Regions from separate parts of the Homo sapiens genome. Here region 2 is linked to region 1. A link is an interaction called in ENCODE POLR2A ChIA-PET data of the cell type or tissue named here. Cell type or tissue: MCF 10A. All regions are shown on one strand. Each heading gives the region's core, and the rest is flanking DNA. Links, peaks and the distances in the headings are about the cores only.

Region 1 (9,743 bases), core at 455-5,454:
TGCCACATCCTGAAATCTCTGTTGAGGCAGGGAGATGGAATACATTTACGTAAAAACCCATCTTAGTGGCATTGCCTTACTGAGATTTTTACCTATATTTTAGTGGACGGGTTATTAGGAAAACAATAGAAGCATGTTTCTCATCATCTTGAGATTTAGGGAGCTAAATGAAGAATCTTATAATTAAAAAAGACTTGACTAGTTCACATTTACTTAACTTTTTAGTATCTATTATAACATTATTGTGTTTATTCAGTTACAAATTGTATAAATGGTTATATACAAATAACTGCATCTGAAAATTGATAAAAGGATTATTTCAGAATTAGTGGAAAGTTCGTATTGTTTTTTGTAAAACTGTTGTTTTAATTGTTGTTTATATTATTAACGTCTCCTAATAAGAAAATGTGGTACTAATAAGATTCAAAATTATTCTCTTGTGAGCTCTCATGTAATTTATAGAAAATGAAAAACAGTCCCCCCCTTTTATTTTTAACACTTAAGAGTCTAGCAAGTGGAATTGTTAGTAGTTCTCTCATAATGAATTGCCACATTGAACGAGGAAGTTTTCTGTGTTGGTTTTATGTTTTGATGTCATTTGGACATCTGTTTTGGCTATATACACTCTTATTCTCTCTAGAGAACTGGAAGAAAAATGCCTAATCCAGATATTTCAGTGTGTAGAAATTTCCTAGAATTGAGTTGCCAGACATCAGAATGTGATTATATTTATATAGGAGTTTTTAGGTGAAGTAAATCTTGTCCTTATTATTCTTTTCAGACTGAGGAGTGTTAAAGTGAACAGACGCTTTCTTGACTACTGCTAGTGTCGTCCATCACCTTTGTTTTAAAACAGGTCTTAAGGGTATTTCCTAATATTTAAAAATGTTGATGGTATTTTAGGGTTTGTTTGGCTTTAATTTACGTCTACGTTTTTTTTTCCACTGTCAAGTAGCTGTTGTTCATAAGAGCATAATATGAGTGGTCAAATAGCCTTTAATGATGCAGCAAGGATGGGGTAGATGAATTGGGCTATAGAAATATACCAATACATGGAGATTATTTCCAGAGAAATCGTGTGGACTTCTATAATGTATCCTTGAGTCCAGAAGTGAAAATGTAAAATGACTTAATCTAAGACAACCAGTGGTGCTGGGTTGCTTTTGGCCTCCTGATTTTCTTGAGCTTTTTTGGGTGTGGCTTGCTCATGAGTATTTCAGTAGTCTGATTGTAACTCAGGTGCCTTGCTACTTGTGAAACATGTTTTCTTATATTGAAGGAGTGTGGGTTATCTCTTAAAACTGAATATGTTGAATAAGACCTGTATTTCTAGGAAGATTTCTCTTAATTTTTAAGGCAGATGTGAAGTTTTATGGTGTTAGGTTATCTTCATCAATTAACCATTATGGAATCGGTCTCAGTTATCACTTCTTACCAATATCAAGTGCCAAAATGTTTGAATTTGGGATATTGTAATTAATCTATTTCCTATTCCTGAATGTTATTTTGTGCCATTGAAGGCTTTTATGGGGAGTGGCCGAAGAGGAATGTTTGCCTCTTTCTAAGAAAAATGAGCCTTCTAACCACAACCCCTGCCACTCCTGAAGTAATAAGAATTTTGGTGGTTATTGTTCCTCACTTGTAATTTCATACCTTCGTGTTACATGTTTTGCTGTGTGTAAGTGTGGCCTGTGTCATGGAAGTTTCTGCTTTGGGAATTTTTTGGAATTATTCTTGACTGCAAGGTGGGGAGGATTGGTGAGTTGCACAGGGCATCACCTGATCTGAGAGCAGCGTGACCTAAGAACCTGGTATTTTGATGCTTTGCTGGCTGGTGCAGTGCCTGAGGGAGTAAGAGCCCTGTTGTTGTAAGATAGTGTCTTACTCCCTCAGGCACATCTCCAACAAGTCTCTTGCTCTCCTCCAATTTGATCGCTTTGCCTGGTGACCAGTAACTAAGTTCTTCTGATTACCAAATATCATTAATGAGATATCAACTTTTAAACTATTTATTATTATTTGGGTTTTAAGGAGAATTGCCCTAATATTAAACTTATTACATGTAGTATTATGTATAATTGGGTATATTGGCAAATGTGTTAAAAGAGAGTGTAGGAACTGCTTTATGTAGCAAATTACTTCCTAAGTTTTATGTGAATATTCTTAAGAACTGTTATTTGAAATGTTAGTCTGTGTTTTAATTTTGCATGTACATGACATTTATTTGTTAAGAAATTGGACAAAACATAGGCCTTTTTGTGAACAAAGGGTTCAGAAATACCTTAGGTTCTGATTTTATTCGTTTTCTAAGCTGCTTATTCACAAATGACTGCAAATTTAGTGGTTCTAAGCAACACGTTTATTGCCTTGCAATTTCTGTGGGTCAAGAGGCTGGGCACAACTTAGCTGTGTCCTCTTTAAGACTGCAGTCAAAGTGTAGGTCAGGGCAGGGTTGTTATCTAGTGACTCAACTGGGGAAAGGTCTGCCCACAGACTTCCTTGGGTTATTGGCTGAATTTATTTCCTTGTGTCTGTTAGGTTCAGAGCAGCTTGCTTCTTCAAAGTAAGCAAAGGAAAGGTGAACTGGTGCTATGTTCTTACATAATCGTGTACATGTAATCACATACAACCCATTGCCTTTGCTGTATTTCATTCATTAGAAGCAAGTCATAGGTCCAGTTCACGTGCAAGGGGAGGGAATTATACAAAGGTTTAAACACCAGGAAGTGTAGGAATCAAGAATAGTCACATCAGTTCTTTCTGCCACATGGATTATAGATAGATTGACAGCTGAACATGTAACTTCTTTTTTAAACTCATTTTAATTTACTTTTAAAAAGTTGTACTAATGCATATGGTTAAGTATAGCATTAATAAACATGAACTTAACCCCTTTTAGGGGCTGGACATTATAGATACTGAGGGTACAAATATGGAGCTTCTTTATGCACTGCTCAACTCTCCATTGAATTTGAGAGATGGATATATGTGATCATTATACAATGCAACAAATTCTGTAATAGAACTGTTAACAAAACACTTAGTGAAGTATCTTTGTCTAGGCTGGTCAAAAAATGCTTCACAGAGGAGGGTACGTTTGAACTGTAGTTTGAAGGATTTAGAAGTTGTACGGAGAGAGGGCAGTACAGACTAAAGAAAAATCCACAAAAGTGTGGGTTTTGATAGGGCATACTGAAAAGTTAAATATGTCTGGATTGTAGGGTGCATAGAGGAATGATGAGAACCTGAAGCTAGAAAAATAGAAAGTGGAGCCAGTTGAAAGATTTTATAGTGCTGTAGGTTTGTTTTATCTAATGAAGTTTGAAAGCAGGGGGAGTATCATGATTAGGCCATTGGGCACAATTAACACTCGTAGTTTACATGGATGGCAACCTTCTCTAGTGGTGCAGACTTCAGGCTGTATGCAGCAACCCTGATCAGGATTCAGTTCTTAAGGAGGAGAGTGTGATAGCAGGAGAATAAGTTAGGATTCTTTTAAAATATAACTGATAGAAGATGCCTATGTTGAAAACATGGCATTGGTGAGGGAGAAGAAAAGTTAGATTTGATTGAGATTTCTAAGCTAGAACTGATAGAATTGACCTGGGTACATAGTGATGTCTTTAACCAGTATTAAAGATGAAAAGAACAAGTTTTAGGAAATGATAATGAGTTCCTTTCAGGCCTGTTAAATTTGAGTGGCTACAGGATTTTCATCTGGATAGAAGTATACTTTAAGTGGTTGGAAACATGAGTCTCTAATTCAGGATATTACAAAAAACTGAGAAATCAATTTGCAAGTTATAAATGAATCCAGAAAGTGGATAAGATTACTAAGGGATGAATATAGATTGACGAAGGACAAGGATGGAATCCAGAGGAGCAAGTATTTTAAGAGACAGGGAGAGGAAGAGGCCAGCAGTTAGAATTCAACCAGAGGGAAAGGAAGTTTTTTAAAAACCTGGGTTTTTTTTTAATTATAAAAATAATACCTGTTCACTAGAGAAAAACTAACATACGGAAAAGCAGGTATAAAAATCGCAAATTGCTTGTAATTTTACCACCAGAAATAACTGTTAATGTCTTTTATATATGTATTTGTTTTAGACACAAAATTTGGAACATTCATTTTTATATTGTTTTGATTTTAACCTTTCTGATGTTCTAATACAAAGTTTTAAAGCTACACATTTTCCTCCAAGAATTGCTTTACCTGAATCCCACTGATGTTGAAGTGTTCTTGTTAACATTCAGTGAAAAATGTATTTTAATTTCCCATATGATTTCTTCTTGATCCATGGGTTACATATTCTTTGATAACATGCTGTTTCCATTTCCACCAGTTTCTAACATCACATTAAAATTTTTTATAACATGATTTTTAATTATTACCCAGTATTCCAAAAATCACTCAAATATTTAATGAGGACGCGCTTTTCCGGACACTATTCTGGGGGTACAGCAGTGAAGAAATAAGATAAAAATCCCTGCTTTTAGGGGCCTTATTATTCTATTTGGGAGAGATAGTAAACAGACAAGTAAAATACATAGTGTGTTAGGGCATTGAGTGTAATGGAAAAAAAATGGAGTGCAAAGGCTGATAGAGATTCTGGGGTGGAGGCCTATCTATAGTTGCTATTTTAAATCGGGTTTTAAGGATGACCTCACTGACAAGGTGACAATTCAAGCAGAAAGTGAAGGAGCAAGTCATGAGGATCTCTGGGGTAAAAACATATTCAGGCACAGGGAGCAGTAACTATAAAGGCCCTGAGGCATGAGTGTACCTGATATGTAGGTTTACTTACAGCTGGAGTGCAGAGGGCTGTAGAAGATGAGAGCATAGTGGGGTGGCATGAGGTTGGGACAGAATCATAAACTGCCTCATAACCACTGACCTGTGGTTTGCGGCTTTTGTTTTAAAGAGGGATGGGGAGTATTTTTGTGCAGAGGATTGACATAATCTGACTTGGGTTTTAAAGGATTACTCTGGCTATTGTGTGAGGTGGCAAGAGTCAGCAAGGAGGCAAAAATCCAGATGAAAGATAACAGTGGCTTGGACTGGGTGGCAGTGCTGGAGGTGCTAAGCAGTGGCCAGATTCTGCATATCCCGTGTTTTGAAGATAGAGCCACCTGGATTAGATGTGGAGGTATGAGAGAAAATGAAGAGTCAAGGATTTATTTCGTTGTTCCTTATGGTTGAGCATTTTGTTTGTTTGGTACAGATGTAATAAAATACTGTTGCCATGAACACCCTGGTAAGCAAATTTTTACATTTTTTTTTTTTTTTTTTGGGATGGAGTCTTGCTCTGTCACCCAGGCTACAGTGCAGTAGTGCGATCTTGGCTCACTGCAACCTCTGCCTCCCAGGTTCAAGTGATTCTTGTGCCCCAGCCTCCCAAGTAGCTGGGATTACAGGTGTGCACCACCATGCCTCACTAATTTTTGTATTTTTAGTAGAGACTGGGTTTTGCCATGTTGGCCAGGCTAGTCTTGAGCTCTTGGCCTCAAGTGATTCGCCCACCTCAGCCTCCCAAAGTGCTGGGATTACAGGCCTGAGTGCCCGGCCAGTTCTTAGAAATTTATCAGCGACATGGGATTGCCAGAAACAAAGATACACTTTTGTTCAAGGCATTGGATCTTTATTGCCAAATTGCTCATTAGAGATGGAAACAGCTTCTAGCAAGGTATAATCTTTGGGACTACGTAAAATTTTTTAACCCATAAAAACTTGTGAGGTTTTTGATATTTATAAGTGCAGATTGGTGGATATATTTCGAGTAATGTCACCTATCAGAGTCATTATTTCATTCAGGGCTCTTTTTTTAGCGACGAAAATATTAGTGTGTCAGAAAATTATAGATGTATTCAGTCATTTGAATTTCATAAGTTCCGACCATGTGGAATATCCTAATTTTTGCTTGAATTGTGATTAGTCTGTAATAGTTCTTTAATTTACCTATTTATATGTGAGCTGAGGAAAAAAAGAAGAATGAAGCCATGCATACATAATGGGTTATTTATTTTTATTTTTATTGTCTTTTTTTTCTTTCCTTTTTGTGGAGAACAGGGTCTCGCTATATTGCCCAGGCAGGATTATGTGTAATATGTTTCAGAGAGCCAGTGCTCAGTTTGAACAACACATTTTGCTATTTTTGTTGGTTTTTAATTTTTTCTACTGTTACCTCTATTCTGTTCGTTCTCATTTTGTAAAGTTAATTTTGTTCTTTCTCTTAGCTTCTTTTATTTTTTATTTATTATTTTTTAATGATAAAAGCGTTTAAGGCTGTGTTTACTTCTTGTTACATATAGTCACTTCCCAAAGCTTTGGATACTTACCATTTTCATTATCATTGAGTACACATTTTTGTTTCTTTTAAAATCAGTTCTATCGGGGAATAATCATGTTAACTGCATTTCGATATTTTCTTTTACTTGGAAGTTATTTTAAAGTGTGGCTTTATTGTGGTGGTCCTTACTAGTACCCTTTCGTTACTTCTAGTGTTAATTTAGAAATATTGCACCGTGGCTGGGCACTGTGGCTCATGCCTGTAATCCTAGCACTTTGGGAGGCCCAGGTGGGTGGATCATCTGAGGTCAGGAGTTCGAGACCAGCCTGGACAACATGGTGAAACCCCATCTCTACTAAAAATACAAAAATCAGCCGGGCATGGTGGCAGGTGCCCGTAATCCCAGCTTACTAGGGGGTGCTGAGGCAGGAGAATTGCTTGAACCTGGGAGGTGAAGGTTGCAGTGAGCCGAGATCACACCACTGTACTCCAGCCTGGGTGACAGAGCAAGACTCCATCTCAGAAAAAAAAAGTATTGCACCATGGTCAGAGAATCTTAAGCCTTTCAGTTGTAAAGGATAGAAGCATAACTCAAAATAGCATTAAGTGGAAAAACTGTATATTGTTTCAAATTATTGAAAAGGATCCTAGGGTAACTTAGAGAATTGAAGGAACAAAGGCAGGACCCAATGCCCCTGGAGCTGAAATTTAGAGAGAGAGGGAGGGGGACAGAGAGAGAGAGGGAGGGAAGGAGAGAGAGAGAGAGAGAGAGAGAGAGAGAGAGAGAGTGTGTGTGTGTGTGTGTGTGTGTGTGTGTGTGTGTGTGTGTGTGTGTGTGATTGCAGGTGTCAGCCACTGCCCCCAGGCAGTATGGGCCTTCTTTAAGCTGGGGCCTTGAGACTCTCTGTACTTCCAACTACATGCGATCTTTCAGGCCTGAAGGGAGTACCTTTCTCTACCTCCAGCAGAAAGGACTCAGATTAGCTCAGTTTGAGTTCCGCATCTGTCCATAAATTACAAAAGCAGAGATGGGATGCACTTTATGTCCAGGCTGTATTCTGTTATTATGGGGAAGAGTTTAAGTCTTCAAGTCATGTTTCTTGGGCTGACCTTAAGCAAGTTGCTTAGTTCCTCTGTACCTCCGTTTTCTCATCTCTAGAATCAGGCCAGGTACAGTGGCTTGCACCTGTAACCCCCAGAACTCTGGGAGACGGACGGGGGCGATCGCTTGAGCTCGGGAGTTCGAGGCCAGCCTGGGCAACATGGTGAAACCCAGGTTCTACCAAAAATACAAAAATTAGCCAGGTGTGGTGGTGCGTGCCTGTAGTCCCAGCTACTCCAGAGGCTGAAGCAGGAGGATCGCTTGAACCCAGGAGGCTGAAGTTGCAGTGAGCCAGGATTGCACCACTGCACTCCAGCCTGGGTGATGGAATGAGACTCTGTCTCAAAACAAAACAAAAACCTGCTTTTGTAGTATTGTGAGGGTTAAAGTAGTCCACATACTTCATATCTCCGTACTTTTAACTATTGAATGAACCTCTTCAATGAATGAAAAAATTGAAACATCCAAGATTTATGCCGCACTTCCAGTCTCACCCTCCTCAGAAAGACCATGTGCTTTACTCTGATACCGTATTCCTTTCTCTTCCCAACTGCTCAGATTTTGCAAAAACAATCCAGTTTTCATTATTTTTATAATGTGTCTTCCTTATATTTACAAAATTCTCCCCTGAACATTTGAATTGAGTTTTTCAGCACATTTACTATGCCAAACACATGGTAAAAACTTTGTAAATATTGAATGTTTCCCAAAATGTATTTGATAACTACATTATTATGTTTTAAGGTAAGATTATTATCAAAATTATTGTCATGTTTAAATTATATATAGAAATGTATTGCTCTAGAAAGAAGTGGTAGGTTATGTTTTTATTTGTATAATGTAAATATAGGTAAATTAATTTTTGAACCAAATAGGTATAATATAGATTGTACAAATGGAGGCAGTTATAAAATTGCCTTAGAAGTAAAATTATACTGTGCTTATAGCTCTTTTATAATCATTTGAATGTGTTACAAAGTGTTATCAATGTGAGCGTGTTTTGTGGGCGGTTGGAGATGGTTGGAAGGATGGTTGATAAGGTAGGTCAGTGTTTTCATTAAGTGTGTGCTGCTGCTTCAGGGCAGAGGCTGAAAAACTTAGATTATTTTAGTTACATGATTTACTACATCTCAGGCAACCTGGATGACTTGGCATTTACTAAAGCAATTCACTGCTTTGCTGGTGCTTCAACACCCTTCAGTCTGAGAGCCCTGAAGTCTTGATTTGTAATTCTCCAGATTTCCTGTCTATCATAGCACTTCTTCAAAAACAGCATATCTGGTCACCTTGAAATCTCAGTTCCTTAATAACTCCTTTTGTCCACTCTTCCTACCACCTTACCGTACGCAGAGTTCTTTGGAGGATTGCCATTAGTTTCTTTAAAACAAAATAACTAAAATTAAGAATATTTAATATTATTATTGGCCACTTTAAGTGTCTTTATAAATGTTGAACTAATATAGTTACTTTCATATAGTAATGTATGTGTTAGGAAAGTTACTTCATAAGCACTGTCTCTTTTGAGCCTATGTCATAAGAAGTCGGTGGTAGAGTAGATAATTTCTTTAGCTGTTATCTGGAGATGAGACTTAGAAGTTAGATCAACCACTTGTAGTATTTTAAGTGTGAGTTATTCTGTATTTTAGTTGTGAAGTGTACAGAATCTAATTAGCTTTTAATAATTCAGAGTCCTTTTCACACTTGGCTGCTTTTCTTTTCCTGTACAATTTTGTGTTTTCTCTTTTGTCTTTTAAAAATTTGTTAGTTTAAAAATTGTTTAGTTTTACAACCCTCCCTCATTTGTATAAATCTCCTCTCAGATTATTCATATGATGAGTATTGCCTGAATTTCATTTTCTTGTTAAAGTCTCTTTTGAGACCCTCTGACCTACCCTGTTCCGAATTGATTATCCTATGAGATCTGTCTTTTTTCATCATCTTGGAGATTGTATTTGCCTGCCTCTCTCTTATGTTCAGTTTCCTGGTTCCTTGAATTTATGTGTCTTCTTTCTTGATGTTCTCCATTGTTTTTAGCCGATACAATTTCATAGTTCCTACTGAGAAAGAATATGTGTAAGGTAAAATTTTTTTGAGGCTTCCATTCCTGAAAATATTTTATTTCTGCCCTCATTTTTGATTAGTACTTTGACTTGATATAGAATTCTAGGTTGAAGTTATTTTCCCTGAGAATTTAAAATGTGTTGCCTTGTTGCCTTCTGGCTTCTAGTGTTGCTGTTGAGCACATAGATGTCATTATGGTTTTTGATCCTTTGTATGAAAATTTCATTATTACATGTCTTGGGAGGGAACTGTTTTCATTCATTGTGCAGCATATTTGGTAGGCTCTTTGAGTC
Region 2 (11,706 bases), core at 3,068-8,067, 120 kb after region 1:
ATAAGCACAGTTTGTTTCTGTATTGACTTAGGTCTTTTTAAGATTTTCTTCATGAGAGTTGTGTAATTTTCTCCGTACAAATCCTATGCATAGTTTGTTCAATTTAGATTGAAGTTATTTTTTTGGAGCAGCTGTATAAAGGGTTTTGTGTTTCTAATTTCAGTTTCAATACATTTGTTGCTAGTGTATAGAAATAAGTTCCATTTGTGTGTATGTGTGTGTGTGAACTTTGTATCCTGCAACCCTGCTAACTCACTTATTAGTTGTTCCCTTCCCTGTTTCCCAGAAGAGATGGTATAAAGTTACTGTTACTTATTCTTTTAATGTTTGTTACAGTTCAGCAGTGATACCATCTGGGCCTGGAGATTTCTTTATCAAAAGGTTTTAAACTGTTAATTCAATTTTTTTAGTAGTTATGAGACTATTCAAGTTATCTGTTATCTTGGGTGTTTTTATAGTTTGGAATTGGTCCATATCATCTAAATTGTCAAATTTATGTGCATAGAGTTGTTTGTTGTATTCCTTTATTATCCTGTAATGTCTGCTGGGTCTGTAATAGTATTCCTTCTTTCATTACCAATATTGATCATTTATGTCTTTCTTGCACTTTCCCCCTTCTTAACTTCCTGTCTCCCCTCCTCTCCTCTCCTCTCTCCTTCCCTCTTCTCTTCTTCTCCCCACCTTTTGTCAGCCTTGCTTGAGGTTGATCAATGTTATTGATCTTTTCAAAGAATAAACTTTTGCTTTCATTTTTCTCTATTGTTTTTCTGTTTTCAATTTCATTGACTTTTTACTCTTACGTTTATTCCTTCCTCCTACTTGCTTTGGGTTTATTTTGCTCTTCCGCTTGTAGTTTCTTGAGGTGGAAGCTTTGTTTTGGATCTGAGACCATCTTCCAATATAAGCATTTAGTGTTAAATTTATAAATTTCTCTAAAAGTGAAACTGCTTTAACTGCATCCCAAAGATTTTTATATGTTGTATTTTCATTCCCTTCAGTGTATTTTTACATTTCCTTTGAGACTTTCTCTTTGACCATTGGAGTATTTAAAAGTGGGTTGTTTAATTTCTAATTGTTTTGTGATTTTCCTGGTATCTTTCTGTTATTATTGATTTCTAGTTAGATTCATTATGAACAGATAATATATTTTTTATGATTTCAGTCCTTTTAAATTTGTGAAGGTTTGTTTTACATGACCCAGGATAGGATGTGGTCCATCTTGGTATCTATTTATTAGTTGCCAAGGCCATTTTTTCCTTGCTGAGGGGCTTGGCTTAGAGATAACTTACATCTCTTTTGCCCACATTCCAATAGTTAGAGCTAAATCATATGGCCACACCTAACTGCACAGAAGGCTGGGAAATAGATTTTAGCTGTGTGACTTAGAAGGAAATGGGAATCAAGTCTGGAAATTACATAACACTCTCTTGTTTTTGACTTTTTTAAAATTTTCTCCCTTTATTCCCATTCCCAATCCTATAGTTATTTAACTACATACCCTAGTGTATTTAATATATGTCCTTCTGATCTACCTTCTGTACATTGAATTAGATTTTTATGAATCTTTCAAAAATACCTAAGATTTCTTTTAGTTTTTTTTTACATGTTTATAAATGGTTATTGTCTGATATAGTTTGGATGTTGTATCCTCTAAACCTCATGTTGAATTGTAATTCCCTTTGTTGGAGGTAGAGCCTAATGGGAGGTGACTGGATCATGGGAGCAGAGTTCTCTTGGATGGTTTAGCATTATCCCCTTGGCGCTGTCTTTGCGGTACTTCTAGCAAGATCTGGCTGTTTAAAGGTGTGAGGCATCTTTCCCCTCGCCCTCTGTTGCTCCTGTTTTCACCATGTGACATGCCTGCTCCTGCTTTGCCTGCTGCCATGAGTAAAAGTTCCCTGACGCCTCTCCAGAAGCTAAGCAGATGCCAGCACCATGCTTCCTGTACAACCTGCAGAACTGTGAGCCAATTAAACCTCTTCTCAGGTTTTTTTTTTTTTTCTCAGTCTCAGGTATTTTTTTATAGCAGTGCAAAATCGGCCTAATATATTGTCTGTATAGCATTCTGATGATTAGTTCTTCACTGTGTATTAAGATTGACTTATGTTGCTGCATGTATGGCTAATTCATCCCTCTGACTGCTTCAGAAATATTCCACTTTATTCATATTTATTCAACATTTTACTTATCTATTCCCCCGTGTACTAAAAGTCAAAAGCATTACTAATTTAATAATGTCATATTTGTTCTTCTAATTATTTTTTGCTGCATAACAAAGCACTCCTAACTTAGTGGCTTACAATGATAACAGTCATTTATTTTATTCAAAAATCTGCAATTTGGGCTACAATTGGCAGAACAGCTCATCTTTGCTCCTTACAGTATTGGCTGGAGTTGGCGATGACTCAGCAGATCAAGGCTGGAAGACTCATTCTCGTCAGGTGGTTGACGTTGGCTGTCAGTTGGAACCTCACCTGGGGCTGTTTGCCAGAACACCTACACATGGCATGTCCATGGAGCTATTTGACTTCCTCACTGCAATGGCTGGGTTCCAAGAGCAGTTATCCCAAGAGAACAAGGCAGAAGTGCATGACTTTTAGAATCTTGTCTCACAAGTCACACAGAGTCACTTCCACCATCCCCTGTTGGTCAAGGAGGACATGAAGGTCTTCCTAGGAGCACGGGGAGAAGACAGACTTCTACCACCTGTTGGAAGGAGTGTCAGTGTTACATAGCAAGAGAAGCACATGGAATGGGATGTATTGTGATGCCCATCTTTGGAACAGACAATTTGGCATATCTGTGAAAATTAAAAGTCTGATTTGGATATAACAAATGAGACTGATTAGCAAAGATGTCTAATTATAAAAGTTAAAGTTAAATTCCAAATATACTTTTTTTTTTTGCCAAAGACCAAAGACTAGGTTATAGCCAAGGAATTCTGGCTCCCTATATCCCTAGGCTTTTTTTATTTTTATTTTTATTTCTTTTCTGAGATGGAGTCTCGCTGTGTCACCCAGGTGCAGTGGCACTGTCTCGGCTCACTGCAACCTTCACCTCCTAGGTTCATGCGATTCTCCTGTCTCAGCCTCCTGAGTAGCTGGGATTACAAGCGCACACCACCACACCTGGCTAATTTTTTGTATTTTTAGTAGAGATGGGGTTTCACTATGTTGCCCAGACTGGTCTTGAACTTCTGACCTCATGATCTGCCTGCCTTGGCCTCCCAAAGTGCTGGGATTACAGGCGTGAGACACCGTACCCAGCCCCTAGGCTTTATTTCTAAGGTTATCAATACCTTCTTCCCCTTGATCCTTATTTTTTATGTGATCAACATAATACATGAGATCAACCAGTTCAAGCAACACGATTACAAAACCTATGCACACCTTGAGTGTAATAAAGAGAAACAGAGCTTTTTTCTCTTTAGAAAATATATCACATGAGAAAACAATAGTAACTAGTTCTCAACCTCTTTATCCTTTTCTTTTGCGCCGCTGGCCAGAAGATCTCTGATGTATTGGGCATTCTGACTAGATACCTTCAGTATACACATGACTATTCTGAAAGCTTATTATCTACATCACTAGAAAATAGATCCATAACTTTTGCAGTCCTTGTGCCTTTTTCTCTGAACTTGTCTCTCCTGAGACTCTATTAAATACAATGGTGCTTGAGGAAAACACTGCCAGAATAGCTCTGCCTCTCATAAGGTGATGTAAGAAAAATGGGAAAAGTGTTCTAGCAAAGTGGTCATGAAAAGATTGTAGTGAGTTCAACCCTGTCAAGTCCTGATTTATGTATATCATTTTACCCATTTCTCTTAAAGTCCAGAAAGTTCATACCCAAATGGATGAAAATGCTGATCACTCTTCCTTTTAACTACATAAAGCTTTCACCAAGGCAGAAAATCACAGCTAAAAAATTAACATAAGATGGACCAACCCGATTTGTTTCTTTTCTTGAATTGCTAAGCCAAGACGAGATGAGTGTTGGGCCTTTGTTTTTATTTTTTAATGGGTAATTTCAAATATATATGAAAGTAGAGAGGATGGTTCAGTCATTCCTCAGTATCTGTGAGGGATTGGTCTGAGGACCCCCTGTGAATACCAAAGCCTGCCGACACTTAAGTCCCTGCTATAAAATGGCACAGTATTTGCATATAACCCATGCACATCCTCCCACATACTTTAAATCATCTCTAGATTACTTGTAGTACCTAATACAATGTAAATGCTATGTAAATAGTTGTCATACTGTGTTGTTTAAGGAATAATGACAAGAAAAAAAAATCTGTACATGCTCAGTACAGACACAACCATCATAGACCTAACTACACTTTTGATCTGATTTGAATCCGCAGATGCAGAACCCTACAGAGGGCTATGTAGTGAAATGCCCCACCCATCCCCTAACTTCAGCAATGACCAACCCATGGCCAATCTTGTCATCTGCACTCATCCCCAAATTTAATATATTTGGGGATGTCATCTGCATCCCCAAATATATTAAAATGTATTTAAAGCAAAACCTTGATATCATTTCATCCATAACTGCTTCAATGTGTATTTCAAGAAAGGGACTCTTTAAAAACATAACTACAATACCATTATCGCACATTTTAAAATTAGCAGTTGTGGAGGCAAAAGGTGTGTCTATAACTGGGGAGAATGAAGCAAAGAATATAAGTGGACATAGAACACGAAAAACAAAACAAAAGACTGAGTCTCTGAAGTCCTGAAAGGGGTTCCAGTCCACAGGTCTCCCTTTGATGTTGAGAGTCACCTCATCTCTTTGTATCATTCTAATCCCTTCTTTTTGTATTACACTGAGTTGGACTTCAGTAATTTTTTTTGAGACAGTCTTGCTCTGTCGCCCAGGCTGGAGTGCAGTGGCACGATCTCGGCTCACTGCAAGCTCTGCCTCCTGGGTTCATGCCATTCTCCTGCCTCAGCCTCCCAAGTAGCTGGGACTATAGGTGCCCGCCACCAAGCCTGGCTAATTGGACTTCAGTAATTTTAATTTGGAAGCATCATGGCTAATACTACTGCTATCTGGACAGCTTAGTGTTACTCTTCCCTCCATATTTTTTGATTTGTTTATCATACCATTCAATTTAGTTAATGCCAGTAGCTACCGTTTATCGAACACCGATCATGTACCCGGCACTCTACCACGTGTAGAGATTAAACTACACCAATTTCACAACAACCCAATGAAAAAAGTATTTCCCTATCTTGTAGATAAAGAAATGAAGGTCTAACTGGATTAGGTAATATTCCCAGGTTAAACACTTAACAAGTGTGGAACCAAAATCTCACGCAGATCTTTCTGGCCCTCAGCCTGTTCCCACTATGCCATGCTGCATCTGACAAACGTGATTTTTATTTTCTAAAAAAGCCAGTACAATTCTGTGGTGCCTGCTGTTCATCATATTGTTTCCTCATCTTCCTAGGCGCGCAACTACTCCTTCATGGCACTTAGCCTTGGTCCCGTGATTGGGTTCTAGCCTATGGAATATGAGTAGGAGACATGTCATGTTTCTTGGCTGGGCCCAATAAAACTTCCCATTTGCTGTCCTTTTTGCTCTCTCTGCTTTTGCCGTCTGGCTGATGATGCCCAAGGTGACCTTGGGAACCACACATTGGCGATGACAGACGGACATCCTGAGTCTCTGAGTGACTGTATGGGACAGAGCCGCCTGCCACCAATCTGAAACCTCTTTGGACTGTTCACATGAGCAAGAGATAAACTTCTATTGTATTTAAGCCGTTGTATATTTAGCATTCTATTTATTATTACAGCAGTTAGCCTTCCTTAACTTTTATGTACTGTTTCAATTATCTTTTACTGGGTAACAAACTACCCCCAACATTTAGCGACTTAAAACCACAGTCTTAAATTAACTCATGATTCTGTGAGTCAGAAATTTGGGCTCTTGCCCCTACTTGTTCATGCGGCTACAGTGAGCAGGTGGGAAGCTGGGGGCTAGTTGGTCCAGCATTGCCTCACTCACATGTCTGGAAATAGGTGCTGGCTGGACTGTGTGTCTCCAGCAGGCCTGCCTGAGATTTTTCACATGTTGGTGGAAGTGTTCCCAGCAGCAAGAGAGGGCAAGCCCCAATCTGCAAGTATGTCTCAAGCTCCTGCTTGCATCGTGTTTGCCGATGTGCCATTATTTAGTGAGTCACCTGCGTAGAGGGGAGTATGATTTATTGGGGACTATTTACTGCAAAAATCTGCCATATGTACAAGAGTTAGGCAAATCATTTACGTATATACAACATATTAGTCACATATTTAATACCAGAGTCCCACTCTGAGACTGTTTTCATAATCCCTGAATCAAGTTCTATTTAATAATGTAATCGTTTATTTTTTACTTTTCAGGTCTATATATGAGAATAAAATAATTACCAATACATCATACATTTAGGTTAGTAGAATTGGGAATTAAAGAAATGAACCCAGTTTCATCTTTGCCATTAACATTGAGCTCCCTTTGTTTTAAGTCAGATGCAGTTGCAGTAACCCTCCCTAGACTCCATAACCCTCTTGAGCTACTGTCATATCCTGTCCCTTCCATATCATATTTCTTTCTTTCCTTTTTTTTTTTTTTTTTTTTTGAGATGGAGTCTTGCTCTGTCACCCAGGCTGGAGTGCAATAGCGTGATCTTGGTCACTGCAACCTCTGCCTCCCAGGTTCAAGCGATTCTCCTGCCTCAGCCTCCTGAGTAGCTGGGATTACAGGCATCCACAACCACACCTGGCCAATTTTTATATTTTTAGTAGAGACGGGGTTTCACTGTGTTGGTCTTGCTGGTGTCAAGCTCCTGACCTCAGGTGATCCACGGGCCTCAGCCCCGCAAAGTGCCAGGATTACAGACATAAGCCACTGTGCCCCAGCCCACATTGTATTTCTTGAAGGATATCCTCATCTTCCAGTTATTTCTCAATCCTTTTCAGTCTGGCTTCCTTGCATTAATTTATGAAAACAGCTCTTATGAGGGTGACCCATGACCTTCCTGTCACTAAATCCATGAGCATGAAACTTTCTTACTGGTGGTTGACTTCTTCTCAACACCACGCCACCATCCGTCTGCTTTTCCTTCAACCTTTCTGGCCTTGTCTTAGTTTCCTTTGAAGACTCATCCTCCTTTACCTTGTCTTTAAGTGACAGAATTCCTCAAGACTTCGTGCTTGGTCTTTTCTCACTCTACTCTTGCCCTAGGTTGGCCTCATCTTTGACCATGTCTTCAATACTATCTATATCCTGTTGAGTCCCAAACTTGTTTCTCTACCTCAGGCCTCTGTTATGCCCCAGCCCTGTGTATCTCCAGTTGTTTATCTCACATGCACCTCAAACTCAATTTATGTCCACACCGGCCCTGTGCTTCCTCCTCATTCACCCTTCCCTCCAAACAAAATCCAGTTCTTTTCTAGTAGTTTCAAAATGACCCCACAATCCAAAAGCCCGTGAATCATTCTTGACTCCCTGTACCATCAGTGCCCCCTGTGCCATCCTTCACCCATTCCGGTGGTGCCCCTTTCTATTCTGGGAAAATCTCCCACTGTGAGTCATCTGGGTGGGTGACTGCCCCAGCTCCCACTATGAAAGACAAAGGGGCTAACATCCTCCCTCTCTCTGTCTCCTGTCAGCTAAGGCATTGCCTGTGACCTGACCTTGGTTGATTGGCTGTGTCTGCCAAGAACTTTGAATATTAAGAGTAAAACCAAGACGGTACTATTAGAAGTCATTCATGAATGTATCAGTGGAGTACTGGTGGTGTTGATCCTGCTTCCTGTATTTCTTAGCCTTCCAGAACTATCTTGGTTCCTGCCCCCCCCACCACATTTTCCATGCTGGTGTGCTAGCCCCCAGTGGATTTATCCTATAAATGCCCCCATTTGCTTAAGATACCCAGAGAAGGATGTTGTTATTTGCCACCAGAGAAGCTGTGACCAATATAGGCACTGATGTTCCAGGTAGATTCAGATGCCATCACAAAATTTTCTCCACTAATCGGCGACCTAGCCACAGAATGCACAAAACAGCTCTCAAGATCTCTGCATGCAATATCAGTGCCTATGGGTCCCTGTGGCTATTTCTTAGTGCTGCCCATGAGCCACCATCATCTCTGCCTCAACTTCTGCGAGAGCCTCCCAGCTGGTTGTCTCATAAGGTCCTCAACTTCATACTGCAGCCAAAGCCATCTTTTCGGAATGTAAACCTGTTGGTGCCACTCCTCTCTGATGAAATCTTTCAGGGGCTTCAGATTTCTGTGAAAGACCAAAATTCTTAAACTTTTTTGACCTTTACTCGCAATAAAGACAGTTTATATTGAAACTCAGTACACTTGATGTATATTTTATAAAAGTGTCACAAGACAATACTTACCCTTTATTTGATTAACAAATACTTGCATGGCAGTTACTGATTGCCAGACACTGTTCTTGCTGTGCTGTGAATAGTAACTCATCTAGTCCCTGTAAGAACCCATGCGATGCACATGTTCTTATGACCACTTTAAAGCTGAAGCCACTTGGGCACAGAGAGGTTCAGTTGCTTGTCTGAGGTTGTACAGTTAATGAGTGGCAGTCTGGGTCCAGACCCGTGCTTTTCACTGCTTCTTGGTGCTACTCTGTGGTGGACTCTGATATTCTATTCTGTTTCATTTTTTAAAAACAGAGGTTGGGCGTACACCCCATTGCTTTCACAACCTCCTAGCAGGTCACAGTATACAGTTTAAGAAACACTGGCCTGTCTTGGGGTGGGCCCTTACCTTGTATTTCCCAGCTCCACCTGTGCTGTGCTCCTCCTTGAGTTCTATGATCCAGTTTTCATGGCCAGGCTCCTCGGAGCCATGGGGCCTTGGCCCATGCTGTTCATTTACTGAACCTCACTGTCCTCCCTGCAGATTGTGTCCTTGATTTCAAGGGAGAACGGTACGCCTATGATAGGCCCTGAAAGCCCTTGCACCTTTCCTTGGGCACTCATCATGGTTGCAGTTTGGCAGTTACCCACTTGGTGGTTTGAATAAATATATCCATCTTCCCCACTAGACCGTATGTGCTGCGAGTGTAGGCTCTCTGCGTGTTTTTAGTTCACTGTTGAGAGAGGTGATCTGCCCTGAGTCCTGAGCATCCAGCACATTCTTGCTGGGTAAGCACACAAGGCGAGGCCCTGACCACTCTACTCAGACTGCTTCTCAGCAGACATTATGTTCGCAGCAGACAACCTTGAGGATAAAGTAGTAGCTCCCTCCAGTTCGGAGAGCAGACTTGCTACTGCTTGCTATAAAATGGCAGGCTCCTCAAGCTCAGTGTTCTTCAGCTGCCATGCAAAGCCACTGTATGTGTAGCATCCACCTGTGCCCCAGCACACTGTCTTCGTGGGCTACGGGGCACAGGGGCTGATGCAGACATGCTCGTGCTCATGTTGTCTACTGTTCTGTCGATCATAAAGTCCTGTGCTTCTGACCCAGGAGGCTTGCGTCCTGTGCCAGCATCCACAAAACAGTAACAGTCTAACTTACTAACTTGCAAGTAGGGTAAAAAGTCCAGACATGACACTAACCATTTCCTATCAGCCAGCACAGTACCTGGCCTAAAGCAGATGTTCAGTATTTATTTGTGAAACAAATGGATGGTTGGATAGATAGAAAGTAGATGGACTTTGAGCTCTGCTTAAGGTGTTGCAGGGATCAAACCCTTTCAGAAATGCCAACCATACCCTGGAATGATTCTGGAACTGTGGGGAAGACAATTGAGGAGAAATGAAGATTATCTTGACCTGAAGTTTCTCATCCTTTGTGTTTCTAAGTAGAGTTTTTGGATCAGCCAGCTCCTCTTCTGATATTAAACTATCTGACATGGGTAGTCCTGTGAGACAGTTGCGTTTTATTCTGAATTGCCTGAATGAGTCTGATGTCCCCAACACCTAGCGAAGCTCAGCAATGATGCATGGGGTGGGCTGATGTGGGAAGTAGGCAGCCCGGAGTGGCAGAGGCCTGGGTTCTATTTTAAAAGGGAATTCTGGGTATCACTGGGTCTCTTAGAGGGGGAGTTAGGGAGGGGGAACTGGAAAGTGAGAAAGGGAAGTTTGCACAGCAGCAAAGCCAAAGTTAGCCTCAAGTTCTCCCCAAAGGCCAGGTGGCAGTAATTCGGGACATGTTGCAGAAATTCATCTCTGAAGCAACTGGGACCAGAAGGCTTCAGGCAACAACTGTCCCTGCTAGGAGGGCCTGTTCCCCTTTCACAAACAGCACTGCTTTTCCTAATATAAGCACAGTTCTTGCACATAGATAAAACTGTCTTTAGGATAGAGTGAAAAGAGAATAAGAATGTTAAATTTATAACTATTAAGATGTATTGAAAGTTGAATAATGTGCAGAAAGCAAATCGCTCTACACAGAAAGAGAGGGTGATAGAAGGGTTCTTGGAGACAACAAGCATGAGAAGACTTATCTAGGGTTTGATGAGATTTTCAGTAAGAGCTTTATCATCCCCACAGGGGCAAAATTAATTCTTGGGAGACAAAAAGGAACTTAGTTATTCGATGGTTTGTGGCCTTCAGAGGGTTGCAGTTGTACATAAACAGAAACACAGTATATCAGTGGTATTAAAATTTCAAGATGGGAGAGAGATTGGGGAAAATATCTAAAATGTCTCCTTACAGGGGTGATAATGAGAAGCAATGGACTAGAGGATTCAAGTGGAAGAGTCTTCATCACCCGTGAGTTCTCCTGGGAAAGTGAATTGGAAACAAGCTAAGTGCATTTTCTCAGCAGAAGGAAGATCTTACACATCACCTAGTGAATATCCAGTTGGGAATCTGAAAGCAGCAGTGGGCAGGTGAGCTGTCCCCACAGCTGTTCAGCAGGTGATGAGCTTACTGGCTCCAGGAAACGTCAGTGTGCTTAGGATGCAGCTGATGGCCTTAGGCACCAGGCCAGTCCTCCCTGGACACATCAATAGGATGGTGGCAATAGAGGGTGGAAGTTAAGATTCCAGGAATTAGCCCACCCACGTCCTTCCTTGCTGTTCTATTCTGTTCTCATCTCCTTCCTTCCTACTCTCCTCTCCGGCTCACTCATTCATTTTTGCTGCAGGCAGGGGAATCAGGAGCAATGTTCATCAGTGAATGAAAGGAGTGCTGGAAAGAGAACCAAATGCTGACATCAAAGAACCTTCAATCATATGATTTTAGTGTGGAAAGCCAGATGATACACTCTAACATCTGTGAAATCAAATCAAAATGCAAATTGGTTTTTGGCTTTCCTGATCTATGTTTCTGGATATGTGTTCACTGGGACATGTGGCTTCTTGACAGAATAAGACTGAAGACAATTTCAAGTATAGACAATAGTTAGTTCCAATCCCACAGGTATTCAGCCTTGGAAATGGGTTCCAGTCTCTGGGCTTAAAAGACTGGACTTTGCTATCAGTTTGAAAATGGCAGTGTCGTAGAGGGGCTCTTAATGTTAGGAAGGATGGCCTGGCAGAGTCTCTTTTCTTCTCTTGCCCTATCCCTGATGCTCATTAAGGCAGTGCTAGAGGAAAAAGTTCTCATTAGGTAACAGGAGTTGCTACTGGGTACCGTTTAAAGTGCTTTACACCTATTAATTCATTTACTCACAACCAGACAATTCTGCAAGGGGAGCACTGTTTTATAAAACTCTTATGGATGGGGAGCTCAGGTACAGA

Evidence for each region. ChIA-PET counts read pairs that join two places held together with the same protein. Peaks named below come from ENCODE experiments on the same cell type or tissue, not always from the same donor. Only the 100,000 strongest peaks of a DNase experiment are listed, where the experiment ranks them.
Region 2: POLR2A ChIA-PET joins it to region 1 with 10 read pairs; 4 of 35 experiments call an interaction of 5 or more read pairs at or near these places.

The regions. Positions count from the first base shown.
Region 1 is chr7:30,287,977-30,297,719 of GRCh38, forward strand. The region is part of intron 1 of ZNRF2 (zinc and ring finger 2); the gene reads left to right. MIR550A1 (microRNA 550a-1) reads left to right here and starts at 1,818; the gene lies at 1,818-1,914. It overlaps MIR550B1 (microRNA 550b-1), which reads right to left and starts at 1,914; the gene lies at 1,818-1,914. In MCF 10A, for the core only: no CTCF peak of the experiment used is centred there; a DNase peak (open chromatin) is centred at 2,505.
Region 2 is chr7:30,401,220-30,412,925 of GRCh38, forward strand. It overlaps LINC01176 (long intergenic non-protein coding RNA 1176), which reads left to right. Exons shown (of 3, transcript NR_108081.1): 2 at 1,693-1,803; 3 at 2,383-2,836. Among named protein-coding and RNA genes, the nearest start is that of LINC01176, 16 kb to the left of the region's middle. In MCF 10A, for the core only: no CTCF peak of the experiment used is centred there; a DNase peak (open chromatin) is centred at 6,002.